Regions from separate parts of the Homo sapiens genome. Here region 1 is linked to region 2. The links are chromatin contacts, found by Hi-C or POLR2A ChIA-PET in ENCODE. All regions are on one chromosome and are shown on one strand. The core of a region is the stretch at or near the end of the contact, and the rest is flanking DNA. Distances in the headings are between cores, read along the strand shown.

Evidence for each region. Hi-C counts contacts between places; a loop is a spot of excess contacts on that map. ChIA-PET counts read pairs that join two places held with the same protein, here RNA polymerase II (POLR2A). Pooled maps may share reads with other maps.
Region 1: a loop to region 2 is called in a pooled map, with 2.4 times the contacts of the local background. The contact joins two enhancer-like sites. A Hi-C loop is called at or near these places in 5 of 50 pooled maps. POLR2A ChIA-PET finds 5 or more read pairs at or near these places in 2 of 52 experiments (WTC11 and naive thymus-derived CD8-positive, alpha-beta T cell).

Annotation. Positions count from the first base shown.
Region 1 is chr17:17,915,962-17,923,226 of GRCh38, reverse strand. All of the region lies in intron 1 of TOM1L2 (target of myb1 like 2 membrane trafficking protein), which reads left to right. Among named protein-coding and RNA genes, the nearest start is that of TOM1L2, 53 kb to the left of the region's middle. RefSeq lists enhancers at 1-216, 217-750, 751-1,284, 1,819-2,352, 2,353-2,886 and a silencer at 1,378-1,672. Within about 2 kb of position 3,891, at least 10 of the 41 ENCODE cell types and tissues checked have a DNase peak (open chromatin) inside an H3K27ac peak, as active enhancers do.
Region 2 is chr17:17,624,351-17,630,881 of GRCh38, reverse strand. No RefSeq gene overlaps it. Among named protein-coding and RNA genes, the nearest start is that of PEMT, 36 kb to the right of the region's middle. RefSeq lists enhancers at 2,099-2,258, 3,352-4,257, 4,258-5,163. Within about 2 kb of position 2,166, at least 5 of the 41 ENCODE cell types and tissues checked have a DNase peak (open chromatin) inside an H3K27ac peak, as active enhancers do.

The sequences.
Region 1 (7,265 bases), core at 2,642-5,141, 290 kb before region 2:
AGGATTTCATCAAGTTGGCCAGGCTGGTCTTGAACTCTTGATCTCAGGCGATCCGCCTGCCTTGGCCTTCCAAAGTGCTGGGATTACAGGCGTGAGCCACTGCGCCCAGCCAACACTGTGGCTTTAATGAGCACAGCAGGTATGAGCCCTGGGAAACTTCTGGGAGTCTTTCTCCTGGTGTGGAATTTTGTAATCACTCTTTGAGGCCTTTTTATAGCCTTGTTCCTGGTGATGCCTGCGGTCCCTGGTTGGCCTCACAGGCTAGTTGGTGCCTGGCCAACAGATTGCAGCCTTGTCCTGGTCCTCTCTGCTCACACTCCAGGAGGCAGTTAAGGTGGCCACTTCACTATTCCACCTGGAGGCTGCAATAAAAGCATTGGAGACAGTCACCCTCCCCTTCTGCTTCCCCGCTGGAATTCCGTCTTTCCTGAGATGCAGTCCACAGAATACACAAGTTAAGAATTGTGGTTCATATTTATTGCGCCCTCACTATGTTCCAGGTTCCCTGTTTCGTGTCTTATATCACTAACTTATTTGATCTTAACCACACCCTGTGAGGAGGTACAATTGTTTTGCCCGTTTTATGGATGAAATTCAGAGAGCGTGAGAAATGTGTCCTAGGTCAGAGAGAGCCAAGACTGACCCCCAGTCCCCAGATTCAAAGCCATGACCTTGACCAACATGCTGTCCTGTCTCCTTTTCTCACTGAGCAGTTGTGATAACCTGCCCCCTGCTTCCTGCCTGCAGTCTCTCCACTCCACTACAGCCCCCATGCTGTTACCAGAGCGATCTGTCTCAGACATAAATATTCTTGTCACTCCTGTTGAAAAGCCCCATGTTGCCTCCTGTGGAAAGCCCAGACTCCTTAGAGAAAATGAAAGGACACTCCAGAGCTGGCCTCCTCTCACCGCTCCCCTTCACCGAGGCCCTGGCCCTGGGAGGCTGTTTGCATAGCCTATGATGTTCCTCTCTCTTCAAATTCCTGCTCTTTCCTTGTACCAGGCCCATTTCTTAGCTTTCACAGTCCCCTCTGCTCCCCTGTTCAGCCTCAGGTCTGTGCCCTGTGTCCTGGATGGCTGGCTGCAGGTCTTTCCTGGGGAGTGCTTTCAGTGTAGGGGCTCCATCTTACTTCTTTCCATCCCAGTCTGGCAGGGAGAGGCCTCACAGTTGAAGTTTTTAAATTGAGCTGGGAAGTCTTTGGATAATCCTTCCCAAGGAGTGGCATTCACATCTCTGGGATGTGTCTCTGTCATCGGGAGAAGCTCAAAAAAAAGGCTGGTGACAGTGTGGCACACTGTGAAATTCTCAGGCACACCTCCTCTCTTCTCTGAGAGTGCTGGTGGTGAATGGTGGGCACGAGGGCGAGGGGAACAGCCCCTGGGAGGCGCTCTGGGGAAGAAGAAATTGGCAGCAAAGCAGACTGCACGAAGAGGCCGAGAGGAAGACAGGACAGGTGAATCCCACCCCCCCACCCCGCCCCCACTTTCCCTTATCTGCTCTGCTTTAAGCAGAAACTGTAACCTGATCACCAGGTCACAGAGAAACTTTGATCCTCCCAGCCACCCCCACCTGTCTGACATTAGAGCACAGCCTGCTAGGCTGGGACAAGCTGGCCACAGCCCCCTCTTCCCCAAAGCCTGGCACCATCTTGGGGCCTGGCTGGCTCCTGCAGAGGCCTTTCCTCCCCCATGGCCAATTTCCATCCTGGCCCTAAATTGGCCTCTTCCCCCAGCTACTCTCACACACTGACTCACACGTAAGTTATTCCATTAAGTACAAAGAACGGCATACATCAAATACCAGTGGCTCTGCTTCTAGAGAGCACACCCCAAATGCATTTTAAATCTGTGGATCCTCCTCAAGGGAATTCCAGTTAAAAAAGAACTTGGGTCAGCAGCCTCGGGCCTGTGTGGCTAACAAGCTTCTGTTTTCTCTGTTGTTTGGCTGGCCTGAAGGGTTCCTTTGTTTGGGGAGTGGGAGGATGTGGTGTCCTAATGAGGCCAGGGTGTGGAATTGGGGCTCACACAGAGCTGTCCTTTAGAACTGAGCTCTCCAGACAGGAGAATAAGTTGGGGAGTTTGAGAGTTTATTGGTCTTTAAAGAAAACAGAAGGTTTCAAAGAGAGGAAAACAAAATGCAGTGTGGTATTCTGGATCGGATCATGAGCAGAAAAAGGGCATTATTGGAAAAACTGGAGAAATCCAAATAACATCTGGAGTTCAGTTAATAGTACTATACCAATGTTAACTTTTTAGTTTTGGCCTGTGTGCAGTGGTTATGTAAGATGTGAACTGCCTGCAACGGTGGCTCACACCTGTAATCCCAGCACTTTGAAGGCTGAGGCGGGTGGATCACCTGAGGTCAGGAGTTTGAGACCAGCCTGGCCAACATGGTGAAACCCCCGTCTCTACTAAAAATACAAAAATTAGCTGGGCATGGTGGCGGGCGCCTGTAATCCCAGCTACTCAGGAGACTGAGGCAGGAGAATTGCTTGAACTCAGGAGGCAGAGGTTTCAGTGAGCCGAGATCGCACCACTGCACTCCAGCCTGGGCAACAGGGTGATACTCCGTCTCAAGAAAAAGAAAAAAAGCCGGGCGCAGTGGCTCACTCCTGTAATCCCAGAACTTTGGGAGGCCAAGGCGGGTGGATCACGAGGTCAGGAGTTCGAGACCAGCCTGGCCAACATTGTGAAACCCCGTCTCTACTAAAAATACACAAATTAGCTGGTGTGGTGACAGACACATGTAGTCCCAGCTGCTTGGGAGACTGAGGCTGGAGAATTGCTTGAACCCGGGAGCCGGCGGTTGTGGTGAGCTGAGATTGTACCACTGCACTCCAGCCTGGGCAACAGAGCGAGACTCCATCTCAAAAAAAAAAAAAAAAAAAAAAATATTGAACATTAGCGGAAACGGTGAGAAGAGCAAATGAGAACTCTGTTCTATCTTTGCAACTTTTCAGTAAATATAAAATTATTCCAAAATAAAAGATGTATTAATTAAAAAAAAAAAGAACGAGAGAATAAAGTGACCCAGCATCTAATTTAACTTGACACTTTCACCAGCACTCTCTTTTACACTTAAGACTTCACCTAAAAATCAGGAGGGTCTTTAGACTTCACCTAAAAATCAGGAGGGTGGGCTGCATCCAATACTCTGGACCGTCTATTGTGGAGGCCAGGGTCTTCTTTGCCTCTGTGACCCTCTACCTGAGGATGGATCAGGGTCCAAGGCCAGGCTTACCAGGAAGACCTGGGTCATGTGGTTGGCAGTATTGCTACCTCCTCTCTGCACACTGTGGGGCTAGTCACCCCACCAGGCTTCATTTTCTTCCTATTAGAGAGAGAGAACCTTCCTGGCGGCTGGGGCGTGGGATGGTAGGGTTAAATGAGGTAATGTCTGTCAAGAACCTGGCTCAAACCAAATAAACAGGTTTTCATTCTCTCTTCTGTTTCTCCATTTTTTTGGTGAAAAGAATGAGAGCCATTTCCTTGAAGACTTGAGACCAGTGGTTCAATGGTAGCTTTAAGGGCAAGAAACTGCCCATAGGGAACTTGCAACAACACCGTGGCCCCTCCTCCCCCATGCCCCACTTCCTGGGGTCCAGGAAATGTGGACTTATGGGGAATCTTTTTACTAGATGGTCTCTAAGACCTCTTGGAGTTTTAATGCTTGGATTCTTAAGGAAATTGTGGTGTGCCTGCTCCTTTACCCTACAGGTGGGGCAAGCCAAGTTTGGGGGCTTCCTTCTGGAAGCATGGAGGTCTTCCTGGCTCAGTAACCCAGAAATCCAGAAAGCTAGAGCTCCCAGGGTTTTGAATCTGATGGGTGTAGCTTGTGGATGGCTGTTTACCTGTAGGTGGCAGTGGTGACACGGGAATGGGAGAGGAGGGGGGTGCAAGGGGAGGGCACTGGCAGAGCTCCTTTCAGAAGAGCTGTAATAAAGTTAGAAGTAACAGCAAGGAAAGGTCCTCTGTATTAGAGGCTCTGTCAGGTGTTTTCTGTATTATTTAGTCTCCTCTAACAGCCACTGTGTGAGAGAGTGCTGTTATTGCAGCATTTTGCAGCAGTCCAAAAGGCTTGGAGAGGTCAAGTTATTGCCTGTAGTCACACAGTAATTGGCAGAACTAGAACTCACCAAAATCTGAGTTCACACTCCCTGTTCTAGACTCCATTATAATGCACATTTCTCCTGCTTCTAAGTCTGAAGGGAGAACCGGGGACAGCTGGGAACCGAGCTCTCATCTCACCAGACTGCCCAGTGCCTGTCACCTGGGGGCCTCAGAAGGGTTTATAATCATCATTTTACTTATAAAGGGCCCTCATCAGCATAAAGCCAGGCCTTCTTGACATGAAGATGTCCTGCCTCCAAGCAGCTTCCAGTTTAGGTTGGGGTTGGGGGCCAAGAAGATACTTAACGGCTCATTAAGCCGGTAAGATTTGAAAAAGTTCTCAGAACATTAGAATGGTCTTGAAGGCTCAGTCCTTGTGTGAACTGTACTATCAGGTGCTGGAGCCCATCAGAGGGCCTCTCTTGTGGGCGGCAGCAAAGAAGGTTCTGGAGAGGACGTTGGATGGGAGCTAGATATGGGCAGATAGGCTGGAGAGAAGGCTTTCCAGACAGAAGTCTGAGGTGACTTTCTCAGGGCTTGCAAAGACCTGCAGATCCTGTTATGGTTCCTGTTTTCACCCTCTTGCAATTTTTTATGGAATAAGGACTCAAATGGGTCTTCTCTTCAGCTTTGTTTGCTCTCATGGTGTATGACTGTGTTTTGTAAAAATATATATAGGCGCAACGATGCTGCCTTTCACCACTTCTATTCAACATGGTATTGGAAATTGTAGCCAGAGCAGTTAGGGAAGAAAAAGAAATAAAAGGCATCTCAATGGGAAAGGAAGGAGTAAAATTATCTCTGTTCCCTGATGACATGACTTTACATGTAGAAAACCTTGAAGATACCACAAAACAAAAAAAAAAAGAAAAACTGCTAGAGCGAATAACATAAATTTACCAAAGCTGCAGGATACAAAATCAACATTCAAAAATCAGTTGTGTTTCTGTTAATATACATTAACAATGAACAATCTGAAAAGAAAAGAAAACAATTCCATTTACACTAGCCTCTAAAAAAATAAAATACCTAGGAATTAACCAAGGCAGCAAAAAATTGTGCACCGAAAACTATAAAACGTTGCTGAAAGAAATTAAAGAAGAAAGAAGACATAAATATATGGAAAAACATCCTGTGTTCATAGATGGGAAGACAGTTTTTTTTTAAGGCAGCCTCATTGTGTTGCCCAGGTTGGAGTGCAGTGGCTCAATTACGGCTCAGTGCAGCCTTGACCTCCCGGGCTCAAGTCATCCTCCCACCTTAGCCTCCTGAGTAGATGAAATGACAGGTGTAAGCCACCACTCCTGGCTAATTTTTAAATTTTTTGTAGGGATGGGGTCTCCTTATGTTGCCCAGGCTGTTCTTAAACTCCTGAGCTCAAGCAGTCTTCCCACCTTGGCCTCCCAAAGTGATGGGATTTACAGGCATGAGCTGGCCTGGGAAGCTAATATTTTTAAGATGACAACACTACCCAAAGTGATCTACAGATGTAATGAAATCCCAGTTAAAATTGCAATGAAGCCAGGCATGGTGGCATGCACATGTATTCCCAGCTACTTGGAAGGCTAAGATGGGAGGATTGCTTGAGCCCAGGAGTTTGAGTCCAGACTGGGCAACATAGCAAGACCCTGTCTCTGAAAAAAAAAAAAAAAAAAAAAAAAAAAAAAGACCAATGGTATTTTTTTCAGAAATAGAAAAATCCATCCTAAAATTCACATGAAATCTCAAGGGACCCCAAATAGCCAAACAACCTTTAATTTTTATTTATTTTTATTTATTTTTTTGAGATGGGGTCTTGCTCTGTCGCCCAGGCTGGAGTGCAGTGATGTGATTTTGGCTCATTTTGCAACCTCTGCCTCCCAGGTTCGAGTGATTCTCCTGGCTCAGCCTCCCAAGCACCTGGGACAACAGGTGTGCGCCACCACGCCCAGCTAATTTTTTAAATTTTTTAATTTTTTTAGATGGAGTTTCACTCTGTCTCCCAGGCTGGAGTGCAGTGGCGTGATCTCGGCTCATTGCAACCTCTGCCTGCTGAGTTCAAGTGACTCTCCTGCCTCAGCCTCCGGAGTAGCTGGGACTATAGGTGTGTGCCCCTGCGCCCAGCTAATTTATGTATTTTTAGTAGAGATGGGGTTTCACCATGTTGGTTGGCCAGGATGGTCTCAATCTCTTGACCTCGTGATCCACCTGCCTCGGCCTCCCAAAATGCTGGGATTACAGGTGTGAGCCACTGTGCCTGGCTAATTTTTGTATTTTTAGTAGAGACAGGGTTTCACTGTGTTGACCAGACTGGTGTCAAACTCCTAACCTCATGAGATCCACTCACCTCGGCCTCCCAAAGTATCGGGATTACAGGCGTGAGCCACTGCGCCTGGCCCTAAACAACCTTTAAAAAGAACAAAGTTGGAGGACTCACACTTCCTGATTTCAAAACTTACTTCAAAACTATAATAATCACAACATCATGGTATTGGAATAAGGAAAGACACATGGACCAATGGAATAAAGTAGAGAACTCAGAAATAAACTCTCCCGTATATGGTCAATTGATTTTCAGCAAGGGTGCCAAAAGTATTTAGAGGGGAAAGGACAGTCTTTTCAACAAATGGTGCTGGGAAAACTGAATATCCACATGCAAAAGAGTGAAGTCGGACCATTATCTTATACCATATGCAAAAATGAACCCCAAACAGACCAAAGACCTAAACATAAGAGCGAAGGGAAAACTATAAAAATCTTAAAATAGGCCGGGCGCGGTGATTCATGCCTGTAATCCCAGCACTTTGGGAGGCCAAGGCAGGCAGATCACGAGGTCAGGAGATCGAGACCATCCTGGCTAACACAGTGAAACCCCGTCTCTACTAAAAATACAAAAAATTAGCCTGGCATAGTGGTGGGCGCCTGTAGTCTCAGCTACTCAGGAGGCTGAGGCAGGAGAAGGGCGTGAACCCAGGAGGTAGAGCTTGCAGTGAGCTGAGATCGCGCCACTGCACTCCAGCCTGGGTGACAGCGCAAGACTCCATCTCAAAAAAAAAAAAAAAAATCTTAAAAAGGGGAAATCATGACATTGGATTTAGCAAAGATTTCTGAGATATGGTACCAAAACCACAGGCAACAAAAGAAAAAATAGATAAATGGGACAATCAAAATTTAAAA
Region 2 (6,531 bases), core at 917-3,416:
TCACCACCATTAGTCATGAAGGAAATGTAAGGCCGGGGTTGGTGGCTCACACCTGTAATCCCAGCACTTTAGGAGGCCCAGGCGGGTGGATCACCTCAGATCAGGAGTTTGAGACAAGCCTGGCCAACATGGTGAAACCCCGTCTCTACTAAAAATACAAAAAGTTGCCAGGCATGGTGGTGTGCGCATGTAATCCCAGCTACTCGGGAGGCTGAGGCAGGAGAACTGCTTGAACCTGGGAGGTGGAGGTTGCAGTGAGCTGAGATTCACCAACTACACTCCAACCTGGGTGACAGTGAGACTGTCTCAAAAAAAAAAAAAAGGAAATGTAAGTCAAAGCCACACTAATATACCACTTTGTGCCCACTAGGATGGCTACAATAAAAGTAAAACGGAAAATGAGGAGTGTGGATGAGAATGTGGAGAAGAGGTTTTGGCTGGGCATAGTAGCTCATGCCTGTAATCCCAGCACTTTGGGAGGCCCAGGTGGGCAGATTACTTGAGCCCAGGAGTTTGAGACCAGCCTGGGCAACATGGCAAAACCCAGTCTCTACTAAAAATACAAAAATTACCTGGGCATGGTGGCTCACGCCTGTGGCCCCAGCTACTTGAGAGGCTGAGGTAGGAGAATCGCTGGAACCAGGGAAGTGAAGGTTGCAGTGAGCCGAGATTGTGCCACTGCACTCCAGCCTGGGCGACAGAATAAGACTCCATCTAAAAAAAAGAGAAAAAAAAAGAAAACAAGTAGTCAAACAAATAACCACAAATGGTATAGCAGCACTATTCACAATCGCCAAAAGATGGCGGAGCCCAAATACCTATCAACAGATGAATGGCTAAATAAAGCATGGTATAGCCACATAATGGAATATTATTCAGCCATATAAAGGAATAAAGTACTGGCACATGCTACAAAAAACATGTTAAGTAAAAAAAAAAAAAAAAAAAAACCAGGCTGTCAGGCGCGGTGGCTCACGCCTGTAATCTCAGCACTTTGGGAGGCCGAGGGGGAGTGGATCACCTGAGGTCAGGAGTTCAAGACCAGCCAGGCCAACATGGTGAAACTGCGTCTCTACTAAAAATGCAAAAATTTAGCAGGGTGTGGTGGTGCATGCCTGTAATCCCAGCTACTCTGGAGGCTGAGGCAGGAGAATCACTTGAACCCAGGAGGCAGAGGTTGCAGTGAGCCGAGATCGCGCCATTGCACTCCAGCCCGGGCAACAAGAGTGAAACTCTGTCTCAAAAAAAAAAAAAAAAAAAAAAAAAGCCAGGCACAAAAGGTCACTATGTTGTATGACTCCATTTATGTGAAATATGTGGAATAGGTAAGTCTATAGAGACAGAAAGCCAGTTGCTGGTTGCCAAGGAATTGGGGAAGAGGGGAATGCAAAGTGAAGAGATTGCTTAAGAAGGATGGGGTTTCTTTTTGGGATGATGAAGATGTTTTGGAAGAAGGTAGAGGTAATGATTGCATAACGTCGTGAATATACTAAATGCCACTAAACTATACACTTTAAAATGGTTAATCTGGCTGGGCACCGTGGCTGACACCTGTAATCCCAGCACTTTGGGAGGCTGAGGCAGGTAGATCGCTTGAGCCCAGGAGTTCCAGACCAGCTGAGACATCATAGCAAGACCCTGTCTGTACAGAAAATCAAAAAATTAGCTGGGCATGGTGGTGCAACGCCTGTAGACCCAGGTGCTCAGGAGGCTGAGGCTGGAGGATTGCTTGAGCCCAGGAGTTCGACCACTGCACTCCAGCCTGGGTGACAGAGCAAGATCCTGTCTCAAAAAAAAAAAAACAACAAAAAAAACCAGTTAATCTTATTTTATGTAAATGTCACAAACCAAACAACCAACAAAGAATTCATACCTAGCACATTCAAAGAACTCCTGCAGACCAACAAGGAACAAGCAGGAAACACAACAGAAAAATGGCAAAATATATGAGTGAGCAGGGTACAGAGGGGACCTGAGCTGGCTGGTGAGTGTGTGAGAGGATAACCAGAGACATCCAAACCAAAACTCCCACTGGGGCTTCCTTTCTTCCATCGGTCTGGGGCCACCTGGCATGGACGACAACGGCCATTGTGAATGGGGAACATGGGGAAAACAGGCATCACTGCCCGCCTCCCGCCGTGCACCATGCCGCCACCTGCCCCCGGGCAAAAGAGAAAGCGAAAGAAGCAGTAATGATGAGGTGTGGACAGTTTTACTTTGGGCTGAGGGAAATATGGCTGTTTATTATTCTTTCCATCTTTCTGCATTTTAAGATTTTTCTTTTCTTTTCTTTTTTTTTTTTTTGACGGAGTCTTGCTCTGTCGCCCAGGCTGGAGGGCAATGGCGGGATCTTGGCTCACTGCAATCTCTGCCTCCTGGGTTCAAGAGATTCTCCTGCCTCAGCGATCCTCCCGAGTAGCTGGGACTACAGGCACGTGCTACCACGCCTGGCTAATTTTTGTATTGTTTTTTTTTTTTAGTAGAGACGGGGTTTCACCATAATGGCCAGGCTGGTCTTGAACTCCTGACCTCATGATCCGCCTGCCTCTGCCTCCCAAAGTGCTGGGATTACAGGTGTGAGCCACCGCGCCCGGCCAGATTTTTTTCTTTTAAAGAAGAACAGGCCAGGCACAGTGACTCACACTTATAATCCCAGCATTTTGGGAGGCCGAGATGGGAGGATCACTTGAGGCTAAGAGTTCAAGACCAGCCTGGGCATCATAGTGAGACTCCATATCTACAAAAGATTTTTTAAAAATTAGCCAGGTGAGGCCAGGTGTGATGGCTCACAACTGTAATCCCAGCACTTTGGGAGGCTGAGGCGGGTGGATCACGAGGTCAGGAGTTCGAGACCAGCCTGGCCAATATGGTGAAACCCTGTTTCTACTAAAAGTAAAAAAATTAGCTGGGCGTGGTGGCGCACGTCTGTAGTCCCAGCTACTTGGGAGGCTGAGGCAGAAGAATCACTTGAACCTGGGAGTTGGAGGTTGCAGTGAGCCAAGATTGTGCCACTGCATTCCAGGCTGGGCGACAGAGTGAGACTCCATCTCAAAACAAACAAAAAATTAGCCAGGTGAGGCCAGGCATGGTGGCTCATGCCTGTAATCCCAGCATTTTGGGAGGCCGCAGCAGGCAGATCACCTGAGGTCAGGAGTTCGAGACCAGCCTGGCCAACATGGCGAAACCCTGTCTCTACTAAAAATACAAAAAAATTAGCCAGACGTGGTGGCGGGTGCCTGTAATCCCAGCTACTTGGGAGGCTGAGGCAGGAGAATCACTTGAACCCGGGAAGTGGAGGTTGTAGTGAGCCGGGACATCATGCCATTGCACTCCAGCCTGGGCAACAGAGCAAGATTCCGTCTCAAAAAATAATAACAATAATAATATTATAATAATTAGCCAGGTGCGGTGGTCACATCTGCAGCCCTAGCTACTTGAGAGGCTAAGGTAGGAGTATCTCTTGAGCCTATGAGTTGGAGGCTACAGTGAGCCATGATTGCACCACTGCACTCCAGCTTAGGAGACAGAACGAGACCTTGTCTCAAAAAAAAAAAAAAGAACAACAAAAGAGTCAGTTAGACTTTCTGGCTCAGGATGAGCATTTAGGGGACCGTGGAAGCGGTTAGGATTCCAGGTGTGCCTGTGTGTGCTCAGTTATTCAGTGCATTGAGTGAGGGCTCTGGCCTGGGCATGGTGCAAGAGTCAGAGCTTTCAGCATGAGAGAAGCTGACGCTGGTGAGAGCATCCCAGCCCTTGTTCCTGGACGGGGGTGGGGGTGAGAACAGGGCTTACTGCAGGGACCCAAGCCAGGATGTGCGGGGGGCGGGCTCAGCAGGGAGGAGCCTGAGGAAGGGACCCCAGGGCCCAGCAAAGACCAAGGCTGGGAGGGCAGGAACAGTGGGGACTTTTCAGAGAACAGCAACTGCCACGCCGCCGCCAGCTTCTCCGGCAATGCCCTGGGACTGTAGTGGGATTATCATTTATAACTGACAGATGAGGAGACTGAGACCCAGACTCACAGAGTTAAAGGGACAAAACCAAAGACATGCGTTACCTGGCAGCCACCGGCTGGGTGAGGTCCTCTCCCTGTCCGGACCTCAGTTTCCCCATTTGCACCACAGGGGACCTGGACTGGATTCCTGGGGTCCTTTCAACTCCAAGGCTGCCCAGCTCACCCAGCTCAATGCGTTACACCTGCGAGGGGACCACGATCTGGCTTGGGTGGGGCCTTTCCTCCCGGGAGCACAGGCAGTTGCAGGGGAACTTCCCAGCTCCCGAAGCCTCCTCGCAGCCAAATGGGAAGTTGTTTCCCATGTCTAAATACCCAGTAGATGTGTCACTCTTGAGGGTTCACCCGTACCCCAGCCCTGACTGGCAATCCCCCGAATGGGGCATCCCTGTCCAATAGGACTCCCAGCCCCCGCCCGATCCCAGGATGAGAGGCGAAACTTGAGGCAGCCCACAGCATTGCTGCCATTGATTTGGGAGAACAAAAGATCTGAGGCTCTGGCGGTGGAAATGCAGGCAGAGTGCAAGATCACCTGCAGGGCCTCTCTGCCCTGCCGGAGTGGCCTTCAAATCATCACAGCGGGTGGCTTGGCAAAGGCGGGTGAGGGAGGTGGTGCGAGGCCTACGGAAGTGCTGGGGCCTCTGTGAAGCTGGGTGCTCCAGGCTTCCTGTCCTGTCTGAGAGAACCGGGAGGATGGCTCCTCTGCCTCCTGCAGCCCTCAAATCCCTGTTTCCTCATCTGCGCCAGAAAAGCACCATGGGGTAAGCCAGAGTGAAGAGGGAGGCAGGGCAGGGGTGGCACTGCCTCCCACCATCAAAGGCCACCTGCTTGGCGGCTGGACTTCTCTGGGTGATGAAAATATGACTGTTTATTATTATATCCTTTTTTTTTTTTTGCATTTTAGATATTGTTCTTAAAAAAAAAAGGAATAAAAGAATCAGTGAGACATGGTGGCCTAGGATGGGTATTTAGAGAAGGATTTGAAACCTGATTAGGGCCAGTGCAGTGGCTCACACCTGTAATCCCAGCACTTTGGGAGGCTGAGGCAGGTGGATCACCTGAGGTCAGGAGTTTGAGACCAGCCTGGCTAACATGATGAAACCCCGTCTACTAAAAATACAAAAAATTAGCCGGATGTTGTGGCAAGTGCCTGTAATCCCAGCTACTCGGGAGGCTGAGGCAGGAGAATCACTTGAACCCGGGAAGTGGAGGTTGCACTGAGCTGAGATCATCGCGCCATTGCACTCCAGCCTGGGCAACAAGAGTGGAAACTCCATCTCAAAAAAAAAAAGAAAAAAAATGAAACTTTGTTTGGAGTGTGTATGTGTGTGTGTGTGTGTGTGAATATGTGAGTGGGTGTAAGTTTCTCCCCTCATCTCCCTAAGGATGGGCCAGGGACTCTATACATGCCCCTCTGTCCCTTCCAGCAGCCCTGAGAGGTCAGCCTTCTAGTTCCCACTTAGCAGAGGAAAAAGCAGAGGCTGAGAGAGGTAAAGTGACTTGCCCAAAGTCCTACAGTCAGCCAGCCAGTGGCACCGCTGAGATTCAAACCCAGGTCCGGGGCTCTTGAGACCTGCTCCGTGGAGCTGCTGGAGAGAGGTCCTGTTTGCACAATCCCAGAGGGAGTCGTGCCCACTGCCGATGCCTGGTGTGTAGTGCACTGCCCCTGGGGACCAAGGTGGCAGCCCTAGAAGGCCTGTCCACTGGCCCCAAGGCCAAATAAAGTAGGGTGGTCTGCCTGGCCTAAGAGGAGCCAGGCCTTTCCCATGTGCATGACAGGGGAGGCGGCAGTGAGGGGAGGGTGGTGGCCTTAATCCTGGAGAGACCTCCCAGTGCCTGGAATATGTGAAGACAGCACGACATGGGTGGCCGTCTTGCGGCGAACCAGCTGCGTGTACCTTGTTGCTGACATTTCCCTTGCCAAGCTTTTCTTCTCATAAAGAAAACACAGGATGTGTAGTGACTCTGGCCGCTGTGTTTAAATGCCAGAGTTCACTTGACCTTCAGAGGCCACGAAAGCTGACATATTTCTCACAAACTTCCCTATCTCTTCTCAAGGGAGCTCCTTTACTTAGAAACACAGCAACTTCATGATGACCCTGACTGCCCGGCACCAGGCACCACTGCACAGATTGTATACTGCCTGACTTCAGGGAAGATGTCAGTCATGTCCAAGTCTGTATAAATATACTCCTTTTGGGTTGTGCAGTGTCCAACCTGTGCAACTGTGCATTTTGGCCCTGTGGCCCTAGAAACATTTCCACTAATTAGGCAGGTGAATGGGTTCCTTAAAGTTTTTTGTTTTGTCTTTTTTTTTTTTTTTTTTGGAGATGGAGTCTTGCTCTGCCACCCAGGCTGGAGTGCCGTGGCATGATCTCGGCTCACTGCAACCTCTGCCTCCAGGTTCAAGTGATTCATTCAGCTTCCCAAGTAGCTGGGACTATAGGCGCATGCCACCACACCTGGCTAATTTTTGTATTTTTAGTAGAGATGGGGGTTTCATCATGTTGGCCAGGCTGGTC